Linked DNA regions of Homo sapiens: region 2 is linked to region 1. Evidence: chromatin loops called from intact Hi-C (ENCODE). Cell type or tissue: MCF 10A. All regions are shown on one strand. Links, peaks and the distances in the headings refer to the core of each region. The heading gives the core; the rest is flanking DNA.

Region 1 (16,436 bases), core at 4,748-12,747:
CAGAATTCAGACTCCAAACAGTGACTCCAAAGTCCTTGCTCTAGCCTTCTACTTCTTAGGAAGTGTGTATGTACTTGCCCTAAGAGCCTCTGAAAGCTTAGATCCAGACAAAAGCTGCAAGAAAGGGGATATGCCGCCTTCAGGAACCACTTCATTCATTCAGACGCAAATGTCCTTGAATTGGCAGTGACTGAGTAGAAAAAAGGGAACAATAATAGATTAAAAAAAGTAAGTGAGATACTAGATATTTAGGGTTATAAAAGAGAAGGCATATTCTGACTGTATTCAACTCTAGCAAAACTAATCCAGTTGAAGAAATAAGACATGTTTATCTAGTAGAAGCACTGCTTAGGTGATTTCAGTCCAGGTGGTTGCCAGTATTGATGAAGAAGTTATTTGGACACTGGGTTTTCATCATATTGCATTATTTCCTCTCTTGCTTGCTAAACACAACTCTGCTATTTGTTAAGCATGCCTGTATCCCCCTTATGTTTTATTGATACCTAAAACCTTCGGTATACCTACTGGCCCCTCCAAGAATGGGCATTGAAGAAAGCACCTGCCTCACTCTGCACATTTGCCTCCTGTAGTGAAAAGTCTCCTGTTACACATATTCTGAAGCAGAATATGTGTGCCTTTTTACAAGAGAAGAGCTGAGAGACAGGAACTGGTCCTAGAATATTATACTCCAGATTCTTTTACACATTATTTCTCTTTTAAGGATTAGTGTCTTGTTTCTGAAGGCTTTGTTTCCCATAAATGAGGTATTTACTTACTCAGTTAACTTATTCCCTGCCAGAGAATATTTTGAATTTACTTTTGATAGGCAGTGCCATAAAACTTCTGGTCCTTTTTCACATTCTCACTTTCCTTATAGTGATCAGCAAGGAGTCTTTGTTGACTCTTTTTGAATTTCTTGGAAATAGGTCCAATAGTTAAATTTCTTTTTTTTTTTTTTTGTTTCATTTTCTCCAAGGGAGCATTTTCATTGCTGTAGTAGCCTTAGGCAGCTCATTATTTGTATGTACAAGATAAACTAGTTTTTCATTTTCCATTTCTTCTCTTCGCTGTCTTTTGTTGATTATGTGATCATTACACTACCACCTCTTGAACCATAGCATGGTGAGTGATAACTCATGTCTTAAATAAATAGTACAGTGACTTTTATTTTTAGGTTTATTCCTTCCTTCCAGAAACAATATGGAACATTAGACTTGTTAAAGTAAGAGGTGTGTTATGTGAACTGTGAGCATCAGAACAGTTCTCCAAATATTTAATGGCAGTAATTTAGAAAAAACTCTGGCTAAAAAGACCTTCACTAAGAATTGAGAATTTTATTAAAAAATAACAGTATTCTAGTTAGCATTTGACTGTGTGGGTCCAGTACTGTTGTTCCAGAAGTCAGAACTGTTAGCCGTAACAGATAGGTTTACCTGTCTGCTGCCCTGACATAATTTTCTTGCTTCAGGCTTCAGCAGGAGCCCCTTTCCCAAAAAGAATCTGAGGGTCTTTTTCTTTTTCCCTGTGATATCTCTTCTGTCCACTAGGTGGCACTCACCCAGTTGCATCTTTATTAGTGAATTTTTGTAGCTTCTGCAGCTTTAACCTTTAGCAGCAAGGTTTTGTGAGAGCTCAGCCTGCTCTACCTTGTTCAGTGAGTCTCTTAGCAGAAAGATGTCTGTTCCATCAGTTTCTTATTCCACTCAAATCGGTAAGATTAGGACTAGAGGTACTAGTCAAGTGAACACTTGTTGGGAGTCTTACCTTTTAATTACTTAGCTTCTCTTGGGTTTTGAGTAGGGTCAGACTACTAGCACAAAGAAATTGGGAAGTTCTATAATATCAAGATAATAGTCCCTTGTGATTTAAAAATATAAATCTATCCCTATTATCTGGGGTTTCCAGAACTTCTTCACATGGAAAAAGTACCATACCTCCTCCAGGTTGTCATCTCACTGTCACTAGTGATATAAAAAAGGAACCTAAACTGCCCCCTCATATACCCCTCTACACCCCAACCTTTCCATCACCATTTTCTTTTAATCCACTGGATCTAATATTATGCCATTTATCTTGGTTTATGTCACTTACCACAGGCAGCCCCAGACTCCTGGGTCATCCTTCATCTCCCATAGTTTAATTGCGATAAGGTTCTGTGTGGTTCCTATTCTGTCTCCTCCCATCCCACCTAAGCTCCTGAAACTGGTCCACTGTACCCTCTGGAATTCATGGTCCATTACTGGCAAAACCTTTTTCACTTTGCTCTACTGGAAACCTGGTTTTCTCTCAATACCACTTTCCCTTTTGCTTGCTTATGTGGTTTTGTTTTGTTTTGTTTTGTTTTGTTTTGTTTTTGAGATGGAGTCTTGCTCTGTTGCCCAGACTGGAGTGCAGTGGCAAGCTCTCAGTTCACTGTAGCCTCTGCCTCCTGGTCACAAGCAATTCTCCTGCCTCAGCCTCCCGAGTAGCTGGGATTACAGGTGTGCACCACCACACCTGGCTAATTTTTGTATTTTTAGTAGAGACAGGGTTTCACCATGTTGGCCAGGCTGCTCTCGAACTCCTCACCTCAGGTGATCCACCCATCTTGGCCTCCCAAAGTGCTGGGATTACAGGCATGAGCCACTAGGCCCAGCCCATGTGATTGTTTTTCTTTGTTCTCATAGACCTCACCCCAGTGGGCTTGGAGATGGGGTAGATGTAATCTTTGTTATTCATTGCCACTCTCAGATCATTTTGCCTCTTTACTAAAAGGAAACAATTCCTAAAAACCAACAATTTCAAATCTTATGACATCGTTATGTCACCCATTTTCTCTTCATGTTGTCATCTACTGACACCCGTGTTACTCCTCATTTCTCAAACAATTTAGCTCTTGACTCATATCCACTCTTCTATACTCCAATACTACCTCTGACTTAATTCTTAGGAATTTTTATACGAAAAGGTCATGATCCTACCAATATTCTGGCCTTTCAGTTCCTTGAATTCTTCTACTGATTTTGTCCTCTATCCTACCTCAACCATTCCCCCGTTCTAGGATCTCATGTCATACCACCCAGGTTCTATCTTTTTACCTTACTCCCTTTGCTATCCTGACCCCAACAGGCCTCCAGCCCCGCTAATCCATTTGTCCTACCAGCATTTCACTGTCCTTCACTTTCTGATGACTTCACTCTTTCCCTGAGCTAAAATTTCTTGGTTAATCATTATAATCATTCGCTTGGGTTTTGTTCTTCCATTATCTCTCTCATTTCATACTCGATTGGCAAAACCACAATCCCGGTTAATTCCTTTTCTGTCTTTGTCCTGCTCCTGTAGCTGTGCAACTGAACATGGCTGGAGAATACCACAAAACTGGGCCCTCCTTTGACAGACTTTCTTCTCTTAGCTTTCAGGACAGGAAACACTTACTTTTCCTGCTAACTCACTGGCTGATCTTTCTCCCAACTCTCCTCTGCTTAATTTGTGAAGTTGCTTGGCCCTTGATACTGCCAGGCACTCATATTTGAAGCATTACAAATTCATTGAATTTCCTGCTCTCCTAAAGGTTATTTCACACCTTTTTTTCCTCCTCAACAGCCCAAACCTCCCTCATCCTCATTCTCAGTTGGGGATGTTTTCTTTCTACTTCACTGACAAAATTGAAGCAATCAGAAAAAGGAACTTCTAAAGACTTCCATCATTACTTTTACCTAGCAGAATTCTGTCTTCCTCTGTTACCATGGTCCTGTCTAAAGCCAGTTCCTGGACTAATTTGTTATCATCATTTTAACAAATATGTAGAATACACTGGAAATACAGGGTAAAAAGGTGTCCTCCCCCAGAGTGACTGTGGTTAAATCATACTTTTTATATACATATGTTATTCTAATAAAGGAATGGGAAAATCCTTTTCTTCTTTAGTTCAAGTGAGAAAGGTAAATTTTTGAATAAAACTTTACTGGAAAAGGGGCAAGGGAATTAAAAATAAAATTACAGAAACATGAAGGTATACACACTTCTTTTTTAATATAATTGGTGTGATCTTATACAGTATATACTGTTTTGTATTTTGCTTAACGTGTTTTAGCATCTCGATGTCCTTACATATAGATTTGTGTCATTATTTCTGATAGTTGTATTCTGTCATATAATACAAATAAGTTTTCCATTTTTTTATTACAAGCAATGCTGAAGGAAACATCCATTTTTAATTGTCTTTGCAAACTTGTATTTCTGCACAGTAAATTCTTAAAAATAAAATCTGTGGGCCCAAGTTGCTAGGTATAAGATTGTAGCAATTTATACTTCCACGAAAAATAAAAAAATATTTATGGTAATGTCTAGTAGGGGAAAAGTGATATGTTGTTTTAGTCTGACCACTAATAAGATTGCACCAGGGGTTATCTTTCTTACCTTGACTCTATCTGTAAAGTGAGATACATGAACCTAAAAGGTATCTTTCAGTTTTAAACTTCTGGTTCTGTTACTTTTTTTCCTTGCAATAAGCTGTCTTTGGTGTTATCTGTCATGTCAAACTCTTCTTTTGTTTCTGACAGCCTTCCAGGTCCTTTTGTTATTTTGTTTGTTTTGGTCTGAGTTTCATTCTCTTACTCTATGCACCAAAGGTCAGGCATCAGGAGCTGCTGCTTGCTTACAGCCAGTGTTTAGGAGTATAGAGCTAAACTGGGGCAAAACTTTAAAACTATTGCGCGAAGGCTGCTGATGTAGTTTCCACAGAAGACTTACTATTGGAGATTTAAGGGACTGCATCATCAGGTAAAGGAATTAAGTTTTAATTTTCTTCTCAACCGTGGGAATTTGATATTTTATTTCTAGCAGTGTGCTTTACTGCTTTCAGCCACCAGATGGCACATGGATCCCTTTTATTTTAGATGTGTCATTGTTGCGTTTGGTAGTGATGTCATCACGTTAGAGAGAGGCAACCTCTGTCCTTTCCAAATACAAGCTGATTAGTATACTGCCCTCTACCTGTCAGGAAATTTATTTGGAGGACTGATCAGCAGTTAAATTATGCAGAAAGCTACAGCTTGCCCTTTTACAAAAGGATCTTGTCCTGTTGCAGCTAGTATTTTCAATAGTAGCAATATTCGTGTTCTTTTTGGGGTCCAGAGGCTGGAAAGGTTTTTGTTCTTTAGTCTGATACCTTCATGAAAGCATAGCCTTCCTTTGAGAGGGCTCAAAGAGAGGTTTGTATTTTATCAGCTTGGTAGCTCATTGTAGCCTCATTATATACACACTCATAATCCCATCTCTGTCTCAGTTTCTGCTGAAAAACTACTTTAAGCGCATAATAGAACCTACCCACATTATATATGGATAACTAGCTTGAGATAACATACTGAATCCATTTCTTCAGGGAATTCCCCTGGTCTAACTTGGATAGAATATGCTGGTGCAGAAAGATTTTCACGGTCAAAGTCAACCCTTTGTGTCATATGTTAACTCCTAATTATCCCCAGCTAGTCTCATTTTTAGAGCCTCTTTCTAGCCATCCCAGCTTTAGTGTGTGCCTGTATTACTCTTTTCTAGAAACATATAGACTGAAATGGTATCTTTTAAGTCCAAGGTACCATCTGCCATTATCTGTGGATTCCAGATTTTATTTCTAACCAAATGTCCTTTTAAATGTCATTGTCTGAGACTTAGACCATCTAGTTGGGGGGTCAGTATTACTTAAACTTCTAACATCTTGGTACAGTCAGTTCCTAGCCTTAAATGTCTGTTGATACCAGTAAATCTCAAACTTTAGTATAAGGATTACATGAGGAGCATGTTTGTAACATGTAACATGTTTACATGTTAATGGTGTGAATTAAGCCACTCTTCACCTGTTCTCTTAATAATATTTTGGTATCTGTATCTGAATAGGTATTATATAAGTATTATCCCTGTTCTTATGGAGGTCATATGAGATTGATTAGGAAACAATTCAACATTTTCTGTTGACTTGGCAGTCAATTTTGGAGTCACTGTTTCAGAGGCACTTTTCTTGCCATCTTCCAAACTTCTCAGTAGCCATCTTAGAAGGACATTTTGAAGAAGTCCTCTGTGGTCAGTGAACTAGCTCGGAACCACTTAGAGATTGACTCTGCTGGAGAGGATGGATGGAGGGCAGAGTGATTAGGGCAGAGTATTGTGCTGGACTGGGGCTTGTACAACACGGAAGGAGTTGTGAGAAACTGGAGGAGATAGAAATCAAGATGAAGAATGTTACAGTTATACAGACATAACTTTTGTTCAAGCTTGGTTATTCTCTTGCTATGGAGACCTGGAGTTGGTAGACATCAGAGATGTGTTTAGGCAAAGAAATGGGATATCTAGCAAGTGTCAAAGCAGAACTAAGGATTGGGGTGAACAAAAGAGTGATCCAGTGCTCTCTTACTACATACTAGAACCCAAAACTGTTGCCTTAAGGAAAAGGCACTGTTTTGAGGATCCCTTGACCTTACACTATTTGGGAATTGTTGGACCTGAAATGACTTTGCTGCTGATGCTGAACAAGTCTCCCTCCAAACATAAGGTTGTAGACAGGCTAGTTTGCAAGGAGTGCTAAGGATGTCTCCACAGAATGTTTCCTCTGGGGCTTTTCTTTCAGCTTCTCTGTTATCTGTTTTTTTTTGTTTGTTTTTTTTTTTTTGCATAGGTAAGTGGTTCAGAAGTCAAAACAGTATAAAAAAGTCTCATTCCCACCCTAGTATTCATCCATGCCATCCTTCTCCCTCCCCTACCTTCTAGAGGTAACCATTTTTATTAGTTTGATTATCCTTTAGACTTTCTTAAAAAGTGCAGTTATAAACAAATACTGATACAGATTCTTGTCCTTCCTCTTACCAAAACAAGGAACATACTATCTGTACTGTTTCTATACCTTGCTTCTATATCCTGGAGAGTCTTCGTATCAGTATGCAGAGACTTTCCTCATTAAAAAAATTATAAGTTTTTAATAAGCAGGCATTACTTTTATAATGAACACAAGGATAAAACAAAAGTAGAGTAATGAAATAATTGTTCTTTTTTTTTTTTGAAACAGTAGCTACAGTAACCCATTTGATCTGACTGCATCTTAGCATGTATACATGTCCTTTTGATCTTCCTAAAAAAAACTCATACATAACAATGAATTGAAGAGTTAGTTACCCACATCAGCTCTGTAAATGTATGGCAACTTATGCTAGAGCTTACAGCCATTATGATATGGGGAAGAGAGACTTGCAAAGTTCAGCCAGGGGACCTTCCAGACTTCACTCGAGTGTGATACTTGAACAGGAGGAGATCTTTGTACTGCTAGCAAAGGGATGCTACTCTATAAAAGGTCTTTAAAGGAAAGGAGTGGCCTACCTTATTTTTTTCTTGCTTCCATTTCAGTTTTTGTTCTGGAGATGAATTGCTCTAGAACTTAGTGTCCTGTAACTGTTCCATGTATTAGAACTCTCGCCCATTGCCTTTGGAGCAGTGTGGAAGAATGCTTGTGATTCAGTGTTTGGTGGGAAAAGCAGGAAACAAATTATGTACACCTTATTACAATTGTTTCATATTAAAAACAAATGCATTAGTGAAAGATTAGAAGGGAATATACCAGACTACTGTAACAGAGATTTTGTTAGGGTACTACATACTTTCTCTTTTAATTTTTCTATAATGTGGTTATATTGTTTTTATAATGAAAAAGACACAGGGTTAAAAAGGAAATTTCAGTGTCTGACATGCTTGGAGAAGATTCTAGAGCACTTCTAGATTTCTAGAAGTACTTGGACCTGAGATTTCGTCTGCCAAGCCAAGTACTAGCATTCAGTTCTATAAAGCAAGTAACAGTATCCTTTACTTCACTCTTAACAGTTTCTTTTTGAAAAAACAGACTCCAATGTAAAAAAAAAAAAAACAAAACTCTTTTCACTTCTAAGTACCATTGGACAAGGGACCCCAGTGATATAACAGAAGGGCATTGGTAACCCCATTTCTGCAAGATGGGATGGAACCATTCTTTCCTCCTGATCCTACAATAACCCCAACTCTTCTTAGAGCCAGTGATTTCTTCTTTTAGATCTATTAGATGGGAAGATACGGCACTCTCCTGTGTGTGTGTTTGCATTTCTTTTAGCAAGAAAAACTGCAAAAATCCTTCCCAAGAATTTCCCGTTTTTCCTATTCTGCTTGCATTTTTCTTTTCGGCCACGGGGTGCGCGCAGTTGAGCTATTTTGGCTCAGGTTCCAGATTGTGAGGTCAGAGACTAGGGATTGGAGGAGAAGATCAGGTGACTTTCAGTAACAGAGATGGCGGTCCTCCCATCTCCACCCCTTCCCCCCCTCATCTTTCCCCACCCTTTCCTGGCTTCCACCTCAGGAACAAAGAAGGGAAAAAAACAGCAGTATGACGAAAACCAGCAGCTGTCTCTGCAGGCTCAGGCTGGGGGCTGGGAGTTTATTCCATCTGTTCTCTTTGTTCTGCTCTTACCCTGTTACTTCCCTTCCCAACCCTGAATAAAACAGAATATTTCTAGAATCCTTTGTTATGGAGAATGGTTTAGAATTCTGCAGTTTACTCAGTATTTATTTAGGTTAGCGTGGGTGAGATACAGCAGAGATTAAAACTGATCTGGAGCACCTAAAAAAAAGATGAAGGTACTTTGCCTTCTCATTCAGTCTTAAATTATGAATACCTATTTAATGTCAGATTTGTGACAGGGGATTATCAACTATTATTTCCAATTATCAAAACATTATTTCCATAATGCCTAATTGGTATTATCTTTGTTTTATAATTGAGAGATATAAAAGAGAATTAATATGTCCTTTGCTTGTTAAGATTTTATAGCAAGTAAACACCAAGCCAGAATTTGAGCCTAGATATATTGGGCTCAAATCCAGCACTTAGTGAAAGGGAGTGGCAAGAATGCAGGCATGTTGAGAGAAACCTCAGGTGCTTGCTTCCAGTGACTGACAGTGTAAAGTAACTGTGCTAGTGCTTCTTGATTTTTACCAGTGATTAGTGTCCTGATTTCTTCAACAAATAAATTTCAGGGGAAAAAATGAGATGGAGAGGAACATATAGATTAAGAGGGAATTTTAAATTTTATCAACCAGTACAGTATATGGAACTTATTTAGATCTTGATCCAAATGAACTATACAAAACACTTGACAGTTGAGACAGCTGGAAATTAGTGTGATAATGGTTTCATGGCATTTTTTAAAAAGTCATCATCTTTTAGAGATGTGTACAGAAATAATTGCGGATCATTATGGGATTTAGAAGTGGGGTGTAGATGAAACAGAATTGGTCACGAGTGGATAACTGTTGAAACTGAGTGATGTATGCATGGGGATTAATAATTGTGTTTTTGAATGTTTAATTTTTCCCATAATAAAACATTTTTTAATCCAGGAAAAGAGTTTTATTTCTAGTACCTTATTTTAATGCCTTTTCTTCTGCCCTCTAGCCTATTGTTTCCTTGCATAAACCTGTCCTCTTTGCTGACATACCTGAGTCCTTGTTTGGGATAGTGCCTGTCCTTCCAGTCCTTCCCCACCCACATCCTAGAAGCAGACCTCTTTTTAGCACTCCCTAATTGAGTCACCATCCTGGGTGTGCTGGGAAAGTATCTGTGGGAAACTCAATGACTATATTATCTGAAAGACCAAATGCTTGGTGAAGTGCCCAGATTTTTAATACTGCTTTTCTGCTACCCTTCCAGACTTATATCTGTCCCCTTCTTTATAACTCTCAGCATCTGGTTCTTCCTTTGGGATTCTGTGTGGCTTTGTTCTTGTCCTTTAGGTTTGTTCATTAATGCCAGTTTGCCCTGTCCCTCCTTACAGCTTGCACATCTGTAATGGTCTAGTTCTGTGGGATTTTGCAGATAGTTGTATATTTTGGCCAAGGTATCAGTGATACGGTTACCTTTGGGCAGGGATAACTGCTATTCGGTTGGCATGATATTTTTTCCTTCTATAATGTATACCTTAGTGATTGTTTTAAAGTGCTGAATTTATCCCTTATGTATATTACAACCATGAAGAATATAAATCAGAAGTCCTCCATTTGGGCAGCTTCTTATATTAACACTTATATTAACATTAAGACCCTCTTACTGTCTCCTCTTCCCAGAATTAGAGAGTTGATGTAGTGCTTAATAGACATGGCTTATTGTATGCTAGGTGAACTTGGCAATTCCATAGCTATGTTACCCTCACAGAAAGTTATTTCCTGGAGAGATTATTAAGTGTTCTGATCTTTCATATATGCCTGAGAGATCTAAGATTCTTCCACAAAGACCCTATTTCTTCAGAGAAAACTATAGTGATGCCAGAGTCTTTTTTTTTTTTTTTTTAACAACTTGTGATTTTTGTGCACCTGTGTTGTATGTGTTGCCATTATCTCACTTTAGGGACGTTGGATAAACTGGCGTATTTGTGCAGCCTCATTTAAGTAGTGGCAACCATTAATGACTTGTACCCACAAGTTTTTCCAGATAATTTCTGTTTTTTCCACCTTTCTTACATGTTCTTTTTTAGTCATAGGTACTTGGCTTACTCAAGGGAGGTGTAGCGTAAGATAAAGATAATGGAGGGTGTTCCCTGTAGAATAGGTACAAATGCTGCAGGCTTTATCTTGGGCAGAGCAAGTAGGGTTTTGGTCCTGAGTAAGTGAGTGAGGTTAGGTGGAGCTGCCTGTCTTCCAGCCGTGCGGATACAACTGACTCAGTCCGTGTTCTCAACAGTTTTTGAAAAGCCCATTTTTCTATCCCACTTACTCCCACCTGCAGTTCTTTAAGAACGTAGTTTCCAGGATGTCAGGCAACTCCCCACTCCTCCATTTCCTGTTTGTGGTCTTCATTGAGAGACGCCTTAAACAGGAATTCCTGGGGAAGTGCAGGCTATAGCGGTGGGATTCCGGGGGTCATTAGTCCATTATTGAAGCTGGGGAATCATGTACTATAAAAGGACCTCCCTTCCGTTCTGTTGTCTCCTAGAAACTATTACTGATCATAACCAAGCAGTAACTGCAACTCAGGGCTGTTGACTTGTGCCCTTTGTCTTTAGAGACTGAAAATTATTTTCCCTTCTTGTGCCTCAGTTTCTATTAGTTGAATTTTAGAGCTCAACATCAAGATTTGTGACAAAATTAACTTGGACTCTGTAGGACTGATTCGTTTGAAATGCAAAAGTAGTGAAGAACATAAAACAGACTCCCTATCTTGGCCGCCAGGGGGTGCCCTTTCCCTTCGCTTTACTGTCTGGCACTCCCCACCGCATTCAGCCATTTTAGACAGATTGTTTTTGCTCCCAGCTAACTCCATTTTGTATTTGTGACGCAGGAATAAAAAAAGGAGTTAGGCAAAGGAGGAGTCTGGTTTGCAGAGGGAGGGAGACTGGCTGAGGCGCAGCTACGTACTCTTTTACTCAGCAGTTGCTCATCAGGGACACACCTTGCTGCAGGCTGCCTGCATCCTGAGCAATCGATGCCGCAAGTCCTTGCCAGCGGAGCACAGAGCAAAATGGTTTGGCTGCCGGACACCTACTAACAGTGACAGAGTGCTAGCTTTTGAGGCAGCAGGCCAGGGCATCCCCTCTGCCTCATCTAGACTCTAATCCTGGGTTTAGGTGTTTTTGCTACAGAGATGTTTAGGGCAGTTTTCTTAATTATAGGATCAGATAAGAAAAGATACCCCCAAAAAAAGAAGAAAAAAAGGAACCCCTTTCACTTAGCTGTCTGGGAAGAATCAAATGCCCCAAGGACTCTAGGGAAATGGTCCTGAATTTTTTTAAAAAATGTTATTTTTGAAACCGTGAAAAAAATGCACGCACACATACACACATATATGTAAAGAGACTAGTATGAACACCCCTATGTCCATCACCCATTTAAAAAACTTAATCAACAGCTAGTCTTGTTTCATATACCTGTATCAACTTTGTCTTTGCCACCCATTATTTTTACATGTATCCTTGTTCATATTATTTAATCCTTAAGCAGTTCAGAATGTGTGTCAAAAAAATTAGGACTTTTAAAAGAAGATAATTACTACCATTATCACATTTAAAAAATTCTTTATCATCAGATAGCCAGTTAGTATTAAATTTCCCAAATTATCTTATGATAGTTGTTTTTTTTAATAGTTCATTTGAATCAGAGCCAAATAAAGTCTACACATTGCAGTTGGTTGATGTCTCTATAGGTTCTCTCTTATGCTCTTTTTTATTTTTTATTTTGCAATTTATTTATAGACTTAATTTCTTTTAAAAAGATCTCTGCCAGGCGCGGTGACTCACGCCTGTAATCCCAGCACTTTGGGAGGCCGAGGCGGGCGGATCACGTGAGGTTGGGAGTTTGAGACCAGCCTGGCCAATATGGCGAAACCTCGTCTCTACTAAAAATACAAAAATTAGCCGGGCCGCCTGGTGGCGCATGCCTGTAATTCCAGCTACTCGGGAGGCTGAGGCAGGAGAATTGCTTGAACCCGGGAGGCGGAGGTTGTGGTGAGCCAAGATTGCACCACTGCACTCAAGCCTGGGTGACAGAGTGAGACTCCATTTCAAAAAATAAATAAATAAATAAATAAAAAGAAGATCTCTCAGGTTGGGACTGAGAAGATACAAAGCCAGACTTCCCTTCTTGCCAGAGCAGAGCCTCTTCTTTAGGATTTCCCACAGAGGCTATTGGTGACCAAGTGAAGGAGCAATGCCCTGCCACCTTCAGAGGGAGAAAGGGCTGGACTCTTACTTTTCTCCTGACGTGATAATCTGTTACCCAAAGTCTTGAGAAAAGTTTGCACACTGCCGTCAACGGAGAACATGGTCATAGAAGTGGGCCTCACCCGTTCTAAGAATTAAAGGAGAGCTTTTAAGCTTTGGGACAACTGTGTTTGGCCACTGTGTAATAGCTGCATCCCTATGGTGATTCTAGAGTATCAGCTTTTTTTTTCCCGAATACTTTTTTTACTTAAGTAGCAGCTTTCTCCCTGGTAAGACTCAATGAATTAACAGCACTTCATGGACTTTTACAGAAAGAAAAAATATAATACTGTGTTGGGGCCGGGGGGGATGTGGTGAAAAGTCCTTTATGGCTTCAGGATTATAATATCGCTAGTCCTTCCCTTGACCTTTTTGGAGATACTCCCTGAGACTGACTTAGATGCAAATGATCAGATGAAAGTTCTTGCTTAATATTCTTCTCCCACTTCTGAAATGGGTCAGTGACTCTGACTTTCAGCAGCCACAGCAAGCAGTCTATTCCCTTGCCCAAGGGAAGGGCACAGGTGATAGAAGGGAATTAGCAGGGTCTGGCTTCTTGGCAAGGCTGGCAGGACACTCGTAGAGTCTGGTCTGTGGAGACTAGATTGGCCCCATGTCTAGTTTGGAAACTATAGTTCCCACTAGCAAAAGGTTTAGAATCTGCTGAATAGGTCAGGATTGCAGCAGCTAGAAATACGGATCCTGGCACGGCCACTTTTTAACCACATAGCTAGGTGTAAGGGTCTCTCTTTTCTACTATTGTTTGTTGAGAGTCACAGCCTTTGCAGAAAAAATTTTCCTCTTTTCCTTTGTGCTAAGGTGCTATCTATACCCACCTATTTTGGTCCCTTATTTCACACAATTCTGTAAACTGAAATTACTCAGCCCTTGATGTTGTTTTTAGGGTGAGGGACAGCATGAGGCCTTTGTTCTGGACTTCTCATCTTTGCTCTTATGAAAATGGGGGCTGGAACCCAAGCATTGATAAGGTTGTATATTAGGTGCTTTAGTATCTGGATGATTAATTAGTGCACCATTCCTGTAAGAAGGCTGGGAAGGCAGCAAATGGGAGCATTCTATGGGTTCTACATTTGACTGCCTGTCTTTACTGCTGGTTGTCAGTGGGAGTTCTTCCTAACCCACCGTCAAAGTTGAACCAGGCCTACCTGTCTAAGGATATGAAAATAAAATAGGTGGTGCCCAGAGCCATATCTGTCTTACCTTTCTCACAGTTTCCTGTTTGGTGACAGTTTTTAAAATTTACACATAGTTACATTATCACACTATGTTAACAAATCAAACTGTTTTAATTTGTTCATATTCACTTGTAGTCTTTGCCTGTGCTGTATATATAGCATTTACATGGTTGTAATCAGAGGGGGACGTGTGTGTGTATCTTAGTTCTTCTTTATTTCAGGTCGAAGTGTACAACTCATTATGCAGCATTAAATTTCAAAAAATTTAAAAGGAAATTTACATTCATGTAATCAGGGTCTGAGACCAAGATGCCCTTTGTTATGTACCCCCCTTCCAGTTACAACTGAACCTCCACCCCCAACTCAGAGTACCCACCATCCTGAAGGGTTTTGCCTGTAGCTTTTGGTATATATACACATTGTCAAAGAAGTTTCTTCGATTTCTAATATGCTAAGACTATTTATTCTGAATGGATATTAAATTTGGTCAGGTTTTTTTTTGTATTGTTGAGATGATCATATAATTTTCTACTTTAATCTGTAATTGTGGGAAGCATATTAACTGATTTCTGTTACACCGATTTTGCATTCCTAAAACAAATCTAACTTGAATGTGATCTGTTATTATTTTTATTTTATACCCCTTAATTCACTTTGCTATTAGGAATTTTGTGCCTGTGTTTATGAGTGAAAGTACCTATGATTTTTTTGATACTGTTCTTTCACATTTTGATAGTGAAGTTATGCTAGCCTCACAACATGAGTTGAGAAAATATACTTCTATTCTGTGGAAAAATTTTTTGCGTAAAATTGGTGGAATTATTTATTCCTTGAGTGTTTGAAATAATAGCTGGTAAAGTCATCTGGGTCTCTGAAGAAATTTTTGATCACCGATTTAGTTCTTTTATGGTTATAGGACTGGTTTTTTCTTATTGGATAAGTTTTGATGTGTTATGTTTTTCTAGAAATTTATCAATTTTATCTAAATTTGCAGACATATTTTGTATGATATTATTCCTTTTTTTGGGGGGAGCGGGTGGGGATGGAGTTTTGCTCTTGTTGCCCAGGCTGGAGTGCGGTGGCACAATCTCGGCTCACTGCAACCTCTGCCTCTCAGGTTCAAGCGATTCTCCTGCCTCAGCCTCCCGAGTAGCTGGGATTACAAGCATGCACTACCATGCCTGGCTAATTTTGTATTTTGGTAGAGATGGGGTTTCACCATGTTGGTGAGGCTGATCTCAAACTCTTGGCTTCAGGTGATCTGCCCGCCTCAGCCTCCCAAAGTACTGGGATTACAGGCATGAGCCACCGCGCCCTGCCTGATATTATTCCTCTTAATGCTTGAGCCTGAGCCATATTTAGTTCAGTCCTGTATTTTGTTCCTGATGTTAGTTACTTATGCCTGATTTCTCTGTTTTTCTTTCTTGTTTTAAAATACTGAATTTAACTGGTCTTAAAAAAAATGTTTTAAGCCAAAACTGTTGGCTTCGTGAATCCCCTCTGCTACAGATTTCACTAATTTCTGTTCTTGTCTCTATCTTTAAATTTTTCTTTTGGTTTATTTTATTATTCTTATTCTAATTTTTTTAAATAGGTACTTACCTCTTTAGTTTTTAGTCTTTTTTCCCTGTCATATATGCATTTGAGACGATGTTTTCTTGGGGGGTTTTTTTGAGATAGAGTTTTGCTCTTGTTGCCCAGGCTGGAGTGCAGTGGTGTGATCTTGGCTCACCGCAACCTCTGCCTCCTGGGTACAAGCGATTCTCCTGCCTCAGCCTCCTGAGTAGCTGGAATTACATAGGCGCCCACCACCACGCCTGGCTAATTTTTTGTATTTTTAGTAGAGTTGGGGTTTCGCCATGTTGGGCAGGCCGGTCTCGAACTCCTGACCTCAGGTGATCCACCTGCCTTGACCTCCCAAAGTGCTGGGATTACAGGCGTGAGCCACCATGCCCGGCCGAGACTGTTTTTGTTTAAATTATTGTTTGGGACACATCTCTTAAGTTGTTTTTTTGAGACAGGGTCAAAAAAAAAAGACAGCCTGTCACCCAGGCTGGAGTGCAGTGGTGCGATCTTGGCTCACTGCAACCTCCACCTCCTGGGTTCAAGCAATTCTTCTGCCTCAGCTTCCCAGGTAGCTGGGGTTACAGGCGTGTGCCATGACACCCAGCTAATTTTTGTATCTTTAGTAGAGACAGGGTTTTTTCACCGTGTTGGCTAGGCTGGTCTTGAACTCCTAACCTTAAGTGATAGGCCCGCGTCAGCCTCCCAAAGTGCTGGGATTACAGGTGTGAGCCACCATGCCTGGCTCACATCCCTTAAGTCTTGATAGGAAGTGTATTCGTTTGCTAGGGCTGCCGTAAGAGAGTGCCACAGACTGAGTAGCTTAAACAACAGAAATTTATTTCTCACAGTTCTGGAGGCTTGAAGTCCAAGATCAAGGTGTTAGCAAGTTTCATTTCTTCTGAGGCCTCTCGCCTTCTCTTGCAGATGGTTGCCTTCT
Region 2 (11,380 bases), core at 919-8,918, 190 kb after region 1:
CCCAGGAGCGTGAGGAGCAGGACCTGCTCGCTGCGCTGCGGATGCCTCTGCGGAGGCGCCATTACTGGCTTATTAGGAACTTCTCTGGGATTAAGAAGAGGAAGAACAGATCTGCATCACTTTTGCTCTTCTCAGAAATAGCGGTGAAGGTCCTTCAACAAGCAGAGACCGGATGCGAAGCGTTTCAGGTCAGAATTTCTGCACAGCTTTCCTGCTTTCCCGTCTAATTTGCTTTGTTGTTGGAGGATGTAACTTGAGTTTCCGTTGATTTTCTTGCCCAGGTTGGTCAACAGCGACGCTTAGAGTCCTAACTTAATACTGCATCGTTTTGTGAAACTATCACACAGAGGATTTTATTTCTGCTAAATCTGCAGAGATGACACTCATAATATTTCCCTCCCCAAGATAATGAAGCATTTAGAAGAGTGTAAGAGATTATTTTGAATAATTTTAAATGTTCTCTGAAGTTTACCATTCATTTTTATGAAAATATCTCTTAGGACCTTGGGGAACAGAAATAATATTACAATCTTCTGTAAATTTTGAATTATCATCACATTTCACCACCATTTATGCTAGTCCCATTTTCAGTAAGGGTACCAACAACCACAAACACTTTTTTGGAGACAAAGTCTCGCTCTGTCTCCCAGGCTAGAGTGCAGGGGCACAATTATAGCTCATTGCAGCTGCTACCTCCTGGGATCAAGGGATCCTCCCACCTCAGCCTCCCGAGTAGCTGGGACTACAGGCATATGCTACACAAACACATTTTGAACCAATTCATTACAGTGCCCATTACAAGAGTTGCCATTTTAGATGCCATTATTTCTTTTGATTAGCATAGAAGTTAAAAACTGCCCTGACATAGGCAACATCTGTGTATACTTTTAAAAACATGCAAAGGGAAGTAAAAATATTATATACAGGTTACATTAAAAATGTGTTAAGATATACATAATGTTTCATATATTTTAGGATTGACTGCATTAAAACTAAGTAAACCACTTAATTGTGAGGATTTGGGTCTAATTCTGGATAGATATGTCTGAAAATGACAGTGTGAGATAATACTGTATTAAAAATGTTTCAGATTATAGTGTATTAGGATTAAGAAAAGTTTCAAGACTATCAAAAGGAGGCTTTCTATGAAAGAACAACTGCAACACAGATATTCTACAGGAAATTCTACAAAGAATTTCCTAGACACCCTACTCTACACCAGAAAATCAATAAAATAATGTAATCAGGGAATATTTAATCTGTATTCTTTTTATCTCTAAATCAATGAATTGAAACCCAATTATATTTATGGAAGGAAAGGTTTGAAGAAACTCACCTTTTGCAAATTGCCTGAATTAGAAGGCATTTCTGGATTGTCATTACTTTCAAACCAAGAGGCTTCATCACATAGAAGATCTTGTGGTGCAGCATTTTCAGCCTTTATATTGAGAAATTTAAACTCGGTGTTTGAGGAATGTGAGGCAGCACACGGATTGTAGGAATAAGGCAAAGTCCTTTCGCTGTAGGTGGGGAGAACTCCAGGTACAGTCTTGAAGCAGACACCAGGCTGAAAGTAGCCCTCAGTGGCGGGTCTGGAGGAGCATCGCAGGCGCAGGGAGATTGCCAGAATCACCGCGAGGAGGAAGAGCACTGAGATCAAGGCCAACGCCACTACTAGGTGAAACTGTAGCTCCGCCTGAGGGTCAGAGGGAGTGGGGCGGTCGCTAAGGTCAGGTTGTATCTCTTGCAAGCTATCTGCGAAGATTAGGTGCAGCATGACGGTGGCTGAAAGAGGCTGCTGTCCTCCATCACGCACAGTGACCAGCAGGCGCTGGCGGGCGGCCTCCCTGTCGCCCAAGGTACGCGCCGTGCGCACCTCACCCGTGCGCAGGCCCAGGCTGAACAGCCCGGGCTCGCTGGCCTGCACAATGTGGTAGGACAGCCAGGCGTTGTATCCCGAGTCTGCGTCCACCGCCACCACCTTGGTCACCAGGTAGCCAGGCTCTGCAGAGCGCGGCACCATATCGAAGAGCGCAGAGCCTTCGGGCCCCAGAGCTGGGTACAGCACCAGCGGTGCATTGTCGTTGCGGTCGTCCACCAACACGCGCAGGCTCACGTTGGCGCTGAGCGTAGGCGAGCCCTGGTCGCGGGCCTGCAGAGTGAGCTCGAAGGCACGCAGCTGCTCGTGGTCGAAGGCTCGCTGCGCGAACACCACCCCGCTCCGCGCGCTCACGGACACGTAGGACGACAGCTCCCGCGGCTCCAGGTCACTGGCCACGATGTAGTAGGAGACAAGGCCATTAGGTCCCAAGTCGGGATCCGAGGCTCTGACATGCGCAATGGAGGCTCCAGGCGGATTGTTCTCAGCTACATGCACGGTGTAGGAGGCCTGGTGGAAAACGGGAACGTTGTCGTTGACATCAAGGATGTGCAGAGTGATGGTCTTGCTGGAGGAGAGCGGTGGATTGCCTTTGTCGGTAGCTGTGATCGTCACATTGTATTCTGGGATCTGCTCCCGGTCCAGGGCTCCATCTGTCACCAACCTGTATGTGTTTTTGGTATCTTGAACGATTTTAAAGGGGAAGTTTCCTTTTAGTTGGCATAGGATTTCTCCATTAAATCCAGAATCTAGATCATGTGTTTTGATCAGGGCAACGGCAGTCCCCAGCTCAGCATCTTCTTGTATATGTTGGGATTCAGAAGCCAGGGTTATCTCCGGGGCATTGTCATTTTCATCTGAAATATCTATCTGTACTTTACAATATGCAGTGTGATGTCCACCATCCTTTGCTTCCACCCCAATTGTGTAGCTATCTCTCTCTTCAAAGTCCAGTTCTCCAATAGTGGTGAGTTCCCCCGTTTTACTGTCCAGCTTGAACAGTTGTCTCACTTCCTTGCCAATATTGATGAAGGCATAGATGATTTCGGCATTGATGCCCTCATCCATGTCAATGGCCATCACTTTTAATACGGAGGAGCCAGCGGGCAGGTTCTCTGCAACATTGACCCTGTACATGTCCTGAGTAAATACTGGGGGGTTATCATTTGCATCTGCGACAATTACCCTGATCTGGGTGGTACAGCTTCTGGAGGGCTCGCCCCCATCCACAGCTGTGAGGACCAGGTGGTGATGTGGCTGCTCTTCCCTGTCCAGGGGTGCTTTCAGTACTAGCTCTGGGTACCTACTGCCATCCAGGTTCTCCTTCTGAATCAAAGAGAAGTGCGGATCAGGGCTGAGGTAGTACTGCTGCAGCGAATTGACACCTACATCAGGATCTTGCGCAGATTCCAGGGCAAATGTGGCTCCAGTGAGAGCCAGTTCGCTGATTTCCAGCTCAGTGATATTTTGGCTAAAGGTCGGTGGGTTGTCGTTAATATCCTGGATCAGCACAGTTACATGAAAAAAGTTTAAAGGCTTTTCAGCAACCATTTCAAATTCCAGAACACACGTCGACTTCTTGCCACAAATCTCCTCTCGGTCTATACGGTCGCTCACAAGTAAGTTCCCATTTTCGGGGCTCACGGTAAAGAATTTCTTCTCTGCAATAACCCGCAGGTTCCTAGTAGGTAAATCCCCCACGCCAAACCCCAGGTCCTTGGCGAGGTTCCCTACCAGCGAGCCCCTGTCCAGCTCCTCGGGAATAGCGTAGCGGATCGGTTCGGAGAGAGCCTGGTCTAACAAAGAGAGCAGGAAGAGAAATAGCATTCGCCTCTGCCCTGCTGGGCCCCTCCATCCGGAGCTATTTCCCATCCCGCTCTCTGCGCCTTTGCCTTTCTAAATCCGAGGAGAGGAGATCTTTAAATAATCCCAAGAGTTCTCCGAGCAGGACCAACTATTTGCTTTGTCTTTGTGCTTGGGTTCTCTAATGGGTGTCTCCGCTGCAGGAAGCCTGATAGAGAGTGCACTTTTCTTCCGAGCTGGCTGCAGCGGGAGGAGCCAATATTTTGCACAGCACTAGCCAAGAGCGGCACCCGGCGCCTCTGCTGCAGAACTGCAGTAATGGTGACTAAATCAGCTCCAAATAAGGAGCTAGTTAGGAGAAAAATCGGCAGTGTACTGATAGTGATACTTTCTTCCCATTTTAAAAGGACTTTTAAAAAACATTAAATATACTTACTATATCTTTAGTCTGTTATTTCTTTTAATTTGAGCTTTATCCATCCAAATCAAGTACCTTTTACTTGTCAAAGGGCAGAGATAATCTTGCTCAATCCCGTCACGTTTTTAGTTTCCATTTTCATAAAATGGTCATAATAATATCTTCTCTGCTTACTCTAGTAGAAATGAGGGCCAAATAAAATAATACATAGAAAATCATACAAATGGAAGCTATTTTTGGTGATGGCAGAAGACGTAGTATAAAGAGGCTTGAAATATCAGCTTCACGTGTATTCTTATTGCATTCTATTTCCTTTACTTCTAACTTCTAAAAGTTATAATGTCATAGCTTTTAGTTTTATTCTATGTTTCACTTTCTTCTCTTTTATCTTTATTATCTCCCCCCAAAAGAAGTTAAAGGTAATGAGGAAATGATTGACCTTATAAAATAGAAGTATAGTAAAAAGCAAGAGGGTCTCTTTTCCTTTGTTTCCAAGTGTCTACTTTTAATTAAATAAGTATGATTGAAAACTTTTTTTTTCTATAGAGGTGGGGTTTCACTATGTTGCCCAGGCTGGGCTAGAACACCTGGCTTTAAGCAATCCTCCCACCTCAGCGTCCCAAATTGCTGGGATTATAGTCATGAACCACCCTGGCCCAAATGAAAAACTTTTACAAAGGATGTTTTTTCATACTACATCACAATTGTCCTGAAATGTACTGTTTCTTCTCAAGTAGCCTAACAATGATGCGTTATTAGGATTGGGGAGTGAATTGTAAGTCCTTATAATTATATTATTTAATTATATAAGTAATCTTCCTGTCCACTTTTCCTTGGTCCCCAGTTTACCATCTGATAATCCTAACTTTTTGTTATTTACACTTTTCCCTGGTCAATAACATGCCATTTTCCATGTTTCTGACAGGTGTCTTACAGTTTTAATTCCATTTTCAAACCAGAAAATCTTCCTAAAGAAATTATCTTTAGCCTACATAATGTATTGTTACTCTAAAACTAGGCAAGTGTGCAGCAATAAGCAATGAGTTCCACACCGAATTCACCTTATAGTGGAAAAGCATTATAGCATCTTAAACTACTCACAGTAACCAGAATTCTAGACAGACACTCATTGTCACCTTTATACAAACATCAAAAATATAACTGACTCAAGACTTTGCTCCAAAACATTCCAAAGCAAGTGCCTTCCAACACAATGCCAAGTGTTCATTGTATGAACACTTCAATTAGTATGAAAAATTATTCTTCAGAACACATATAAAACTAAAGATTCAGATATTTAAAAGTATATGGTATATACAGTACATACATTCAAAATGTATGGATCAAGCATTTTATAGTCTGTTAGTAGTTTATAGAGGGTTTAAAGATATTTTTCCATTGCACAAAACATTTAACTCAGAAGAAATGTACCCAAATCTATAACCTTTACTTTTTTCCCAAACACCTTACCCTAAGAAGCATATAACATTTTCTTTTAAAAAAAATGGAAAAGCAAGTTTTCACATAGGAGTGAATAATGTCGACACCTACTGTATAGATTCTCTTGTTACTCTTTGGATGCATTCACTATTCGGTGAGTTTGTACATTTTACATTTTGGTCAGAATGTCCATGTGTGTATGTATGTGTGTTTGTGTGTGTGTATGTGTGTATATATATGTGTGTATATATATGTGTGTGTATATGTATATAGATATAGATATACTTGAATGCTCTTTAACAGTGTTTAAAAAATAAAAATCAAGTGGTCTTAGGTTCTTTAATGTGTCAATTAACCTTTCATGTGGTTGAGTAATGTAGCTTACTATCCCATTTGTAATATTTTATTACCTTTTCCCCTTATTTAGTCATTATTTGAAGCTGATGCTCAAGGTTTTAAAAGTACAAAATTTGAAGGATTAAGAATATTTTAATAAGAAACATCTGAAAATCATCTTCAGCAAATCAGATGCAGAAGGGAAATATAGTAGTTCTTTCATTACATAACACATCCTCCTGGAATTTGAGGCACATAGGCCAGTATTTCATTAAGACAAATCTATTAATTTAAGATGAGCACATACGTTAGATATGAAATTTAAAATTTTGAACCATCTTTAAGTTGAGTTCTTTTTTTTTCAAATACAACCTTAAACTCAAGTAATAAAGAAGAATTGCACCTACACTTAAAGAAACGCTAACATTGCAGTAGGTATTGATTCTAATAAGTAAAGGGTTTATCTATAACAGAAGATGCCAGGTGTGTGACATATTTACATTTATTGAGTGCAGCAGTATGTAACTCTCTGGAGGCTTTACATCACAGAACGAAGCCCAACCTTAAGGTTCCTTTACACTGATTTCTTCTCTCAACAAGCCCACATATCCAATAACTACATGGCTTAACACAAACTTTCCAGACTTTAGAATGCTACATGTTATCATTAATATAAATTTTATCTACTTTTCTGATATTTATTTATTTATTTATTTATTTATTTATTTATTTTGAGACGGAGTCTCGTTCTGTCTCCCAGGCTGGAGTGCAGTGGCGCGATCTCGGCTTACTGCAAGCTCCTCCTCCCGGGTTCACCCCATTCTCCTGCCTCAGCCTTCCGAGTAGCTGGGACTACAGGCGCCTGCCACCACGCCCGGCTAATTTTTTGTATTTTTAGTAGAACAGGGTTTCACCGTGTTAGCCAGGATGGTCTCGATCTCCTGACCTCGTGATCCGCCCACCTCAGCCTCCCAAAGTGCTGGGATTACAGGCGTCAGCCACCGCACCCGGCCTCTTTTCTGATATTTATGACCCAGAAGTTCTCTGTACCTTTCCACTGATTTATGTAAATACTGTAAATTATTTCCTTAAACAAATTTCAGGTAGACTAAAATATCAGTCCTATACATTATCCTTTCCAAAACACATTCACTAATGGTGTCTAGGCAGACACTCAAAAGAGAACAATATATCTAACAATTTGAATAAATAAAACATCTTTTCTATTAATAGAACTGCAGTTCCAATATAACAAAATATTTGGGTAAAATGATTATATTTAACCACTTTCCTTTAAGGTATTTGTTTCACTTAAGTCTACAGATATCAGCTAGACTTCCCAAAACAGAATTTGAAAACAAATGGAGAAAGCATGAATTATATAAAAAAAATTAATCTCCAATACAGCAAATAATGTTCCACTATTTACATAACTAGCTGATTCTGAATATGACAGAAACATGAAAAAGGAAACAAATGAAAATGTTCTGGTCATCCTTACCGAAAGAGAAAACTAACCTGAACTCGCCGTTCTTCTTTGTTTGCATCTACCTTATCAGACATCAGAAGAGGCTCGCTTTTCTCACAGCTCTCTTCACTAAGGAGCGTGTCTGCGTAGTTGGGCTGGGGAAAGATCAGGTGACTCTTCCTCGAGTCCGCGGTGAGGGAGACCTCGTGGGAATAGGTCTGCAGGAAAGCCCGAACCCCATCCACGCCCACAAAGTGCGAGGCGGGCACACCCGCCAACCTGCTGCCTTCAGCCTGAAGCAGGCGTGACTTGTGCCAGCGCCTCAGTCTGAGCACCAGCAGCACGATGACGAAGGCCAGGAAGACGCAGGAGACTGCAGCCACTGCCACCACAAGATAGAGTGTGAGGTCCAGATCCTCAGGGTCAATGGGGGTCTTGATACTGCCTAGGTCAGCCAGGATGTCAGGGATCCTGTCGGCCACGGCAACGGTGACCGTGAAGGTGGCTGACAGAGGGGGCTGGCCATGGTCTTCGACGGCCACCACGAGGCTCTGCTTGAGCGCGTCTCTGTCCAGCAGGGCTCGCGCTGTGCGCACCTCGCCCGTGTGCAGCCCAACCGCAAAGAGTCCTGGCTCGCTGGCCTTAAGCAGGCGGTAGGACAGCCAGGCGTTCTGGCCTGAATCTTTGTCCACCGCTACCACCTTGGTCACCAGGTAGCCAGGTTCTGCGGAGCGAGGCGCCAGCTCCACGCCCGTGGAACCGTCTGTGGGGAGGGCGGGGTACAGGATCTCAGGCGTATTGTCGTTCTGGTCCAGCACAAACAGGCTCAGCGACACGTTGCTGCTAAGTGGAGGGTTCCCACTGTCGCTGGCTGTCACCCACAACTGTAGGTCTCTCAACTGCTCATAGTCGAAGGATCTCAGAGCATACAGGACACCGGTGTCAGAGTTAATGGATACATAGGAGGACAAGGGCGCCCCCTGAAATGTGTCTTCAGCCAGGGAGTAGGTGACTCGAGCGTTGTCGCCGCTGTCGGGGTCATGGGCTGTCACAGAGAAGATAGAGACACCTCTGGGATTGTTTTCTGTGACAGAGGTGGAGTAGGAGGCTTGAGGGAAATTGGGTGGGTTGTCATTAACGTCTGCTACTTTCAAGGGGATGTGGCTTTCTGTAGAGAGGGGCGGGGTTCCATGGTCCATGACGGTTAAAGTGATATTATAATCTGAAGTCTCTTCTCTGTCCAGGTCCCTAGTTGTTAATAGGTGATAGTAATTATCAACTGACTTCTCCAATTTAAAAGGCAAATTCCTAGGAATAGAGCATGCAATCTCACCATTTTCTCCAGAATCACCATCATGTACGCTAAACAGCGCGATTACAGTTCCGGGAAGACAGTCTTCAGAGATCGAACTGGTCAGAGAGGTGAGGATCACTTCGGGGGCATTGTCATTCACGTCCTGTACTGTGACCACCACCTTAGCGCTGGCAACAAGAGCGCCTCCATCCTGAGCTACCACTTCCATGAGGTAGAATCTGGATTCTTCATAGTCCAGTGATTGTAGAGTTGAGATTTCCCCCAGGTTGGAATCAAGTTGGAAAGTCTCCGAAATTTTTTCTTCTTCATTGCGAAAAGAGTAGGTCAATTTCCCGTTTATTCCCTCATCTGGATCCGTGGCGGTTAGCATGAGCAGCCGAGTGCCCACAGGTATGTTCTCTGGAACACTCACGCTGTACTCGGATGGGGTGAACAGGGGCGCATTGTCGTTTGCGTCGAGGACCGTAACACGGATGTGCGTGGTGCCGGAGAGTACCGGGTCTCCGCCATCTAAAGCTGTGAGGAGGAGGTCGTGAACAGTCTCTTTCTCGCGGTCTAGGGGCTGTTCCAACACCAGCTCCGGATACTTTTGTCCATCAGTTCCGCTTACCACATCCAGAGAGAAGTGCAGATTGGAGCTGAGCTGGTAACTCCGGAGAGAGTTCACACCCACATCCGCATCCCGCGCGAAGGGAAGCACTAACCGTGTCCCTGCAGCCGCATTTTCATTAACTTTTACTTTTAACTCTTCATCCCGGAAACGCGGGAAGTTATCATTAATATCGATTATTTCTACTTCTACTCCATAAATTTTCATTTTGTTCTCAACCAAGATGTTAAAGTTCACCACACACAGTGGGCTCTGAGCGCAGAGCTCCTCCCGGTCTATCCTGCCCGCGGTGACCAAGCTGCCGCTTCGCGGGTTCAGGGCAAAAAGCTGCGTCCTACCTCTGGAGACGATGCGGACTCCGCGCTCCGCCAGCTCCTGGGGCTCCAGCCCAAGGTCCTTGGCTATGTTGCCGACGAAGGAGCCTTTGTCCAGCTCCTCCGGCATCGAGTAGCGGATCTGCCCGGATCCTGGCTCGCACAGCGTCCCCAGGAGCATGAAGGGCAGCAGCAGCTCTCCGCAGCCCCAGCCCCTAGGTGGACTCGCCATTGCCTTCTCTCTGCCCAATTTTCTCTTAGTTCTGGTTCAGCCTGCTGTTTCCTTATTTATCTAAAGCCGATGGGTACATATTCCCTGACGAAAATGGGCGTGGAGCGTTGGCTTTTCGTAGGAGCTTGTCTGGTCTGTGTGTTTAGTATGGAGGGAGCAGAGTCGGGTCGCCTCTGCGGCAGCTTCTTTCCCACTTTGGTCAACAGCGACACTCAGAGTCCTAACCAGTGACTGCATCAAATTCCATTTTTATTTCTCCTAAGTTTAGTTATAATTTTATTTCTAATAATGTTGCCATATCCTTAATGTTTAACTGTGTAGCGTTGTTTATGACCGTTAATTCAGCTTTAATTCTGAATAGCAAGACTTCCACAATCCCTGAGATCAATATGATTATTAGATCTCAATACCTTACAAAAATTTTATTTAATGCGTCATCGGGGGAGCCTATGTCCTTTATTTACCTCTTATCTATATTTAGTCCATTAAATTAGGACATTCAAATTCTTACCTTTGTAGGATTCAAGATTTCATCTCCTTATTAGGATAAATTTAGGAAAACGTGCTTATTTGCATATAAGAATACCAAGGAAACAAACCCAGTTCTCCATGCACCTTTCCAAACAGGCCTACTGATTTATGTAAGTTATATTAGCTGTCATATGCAGAAGAAATAAAGATCTTTGTTACTTGTGAGGACTTTGAGAAAGTCTCTCCACTATCTCAGACAGCGTTTGAGTTGGGTTAACTATGCATTTTTATGTTTTTCTATTACCATGTTCAAATATTTGTAGTTCCAGTGACAACCAGTATAGTAACTGTGGAGGATGGGGTTTTATTTCATCATCCATGCAGGAAAGCATGAGCAGATACTTGTCGAGAAGTACTGAGTGACCTTTCTATGTTGAGACAGATATTTACTGCTATCATCTTTATATGACAACAGAAATAGAAAAACCTCTTGATTGAAAAAAATGGACATTTCAGAAAGTCATTTTATTTAATAACACTTTCATAGAAAACTAAGAAAATAAAAATTCTATATAATTAGGAAATTCAAAAGCAAAGTTTTAAGTAATATTTTGTAGAAAATGATGTGAACATAGGTTGTAAGATTTTTCTCAATGTGTAGTTTTTCTTAAGAGCAATTTGTTAAAATGCATGTTAGAGAATGATTTCTCACATTTGTTAAATGCACTCTTTCTAGCAGACACCTCAGACCTCAAACATTGCCTGTCCTTTAGAAATACATTTGTGATTCCAAGACATTTAGCTTACTGAGTGTTGGTCTTCAAGTCAATGGGACAATGTCCTACCCATGCCCTGTGATTAACAAGCCATGCCATTATGCAAAAGTCTTTCTTCTTTGTTTCCCAATTTCCAAAGCCTACTAAAATGAAGACTCTCTTTACTCTGAAGTATTATGATTCTAAGAGGAAGTAAAACTAAAATTTGAATAACAAAGAGCCTGAAGGTGAAACTAATTGCCTAAAGTCTCAATAGCAACAAATCTGCAGAGAGAAGTAATGTAAAGATGAGGAAGAAAAAGAAATACAGTGCAATAT

Evidence for each region. Peaks named below come from ENCODE experiments on the same cell type or tissue, not always from the same donor. Only the 100,000 strongest peaks of a DNase experiment are listed, where the experiment ranks them.
Region 2: it touches region 1 in a loop (7-fold over the local background); 12 of 110 quality-filtered maps call a loop at or near these places.

The regions. Positions count from the first base shown.
Region 1 is chr5:141,552,814-141,569,249 of GRCh38, reverse strand. The region is part of intron 18 of DIAPH1 (diaphanous related formin 1); the gene reads left to right. It overlaps DIAPH1-AS1 (DIAPH1 antisense RNA 1), which reads right to left and starts at 10,939. Exons shown (of 3, transcript NR_038333.1): 1 at 10,763-10,939; 2 at 7,345-7,448; 3 at 3,990-6,185. RefSeq lists enhancers at 11,054-11,348, 11,109-11,961. In MCF 10A, for the core only: CTCF peaks have their summits at 4,918, 8,173, 11,214 (motif pointing right) and 12,447; DNase peaks (open chromatin) are centred at 4,909, 8,299, 9,569, 11,289 and 2 weaker places.
Region 2 is chr5:141,362,766-141,374,145 of GRCh38, reverse strand. All of the region lies in intron 1 of PCDHGA1 (protocadherin gamma subfamily A, 1), which reads right to left. All of the region lies in intron 1 of PCDHGA2 (protocadherin gamma subfamily A, 2), which reads right to left. All of the region lies in intron 1 of PCDHGA3 (protocadherin gamma subfamily A, 3), which reads right to left. All of the region lies in intron 1 of PCDHGB1 (protocadherin gamma subfamily B, 1), which reads right to left. It also overlaps PCDHGA4, PCDHGB2, PCDHGA5, PCDHGB3, PCDHGA6 and PCDHG@. RefSeq lists a silencer at 7,767-7,945. In MCF 10A, for the core only: a CTCF peak has its summit at 3,975; no DNase peak of the experiment used is centred there.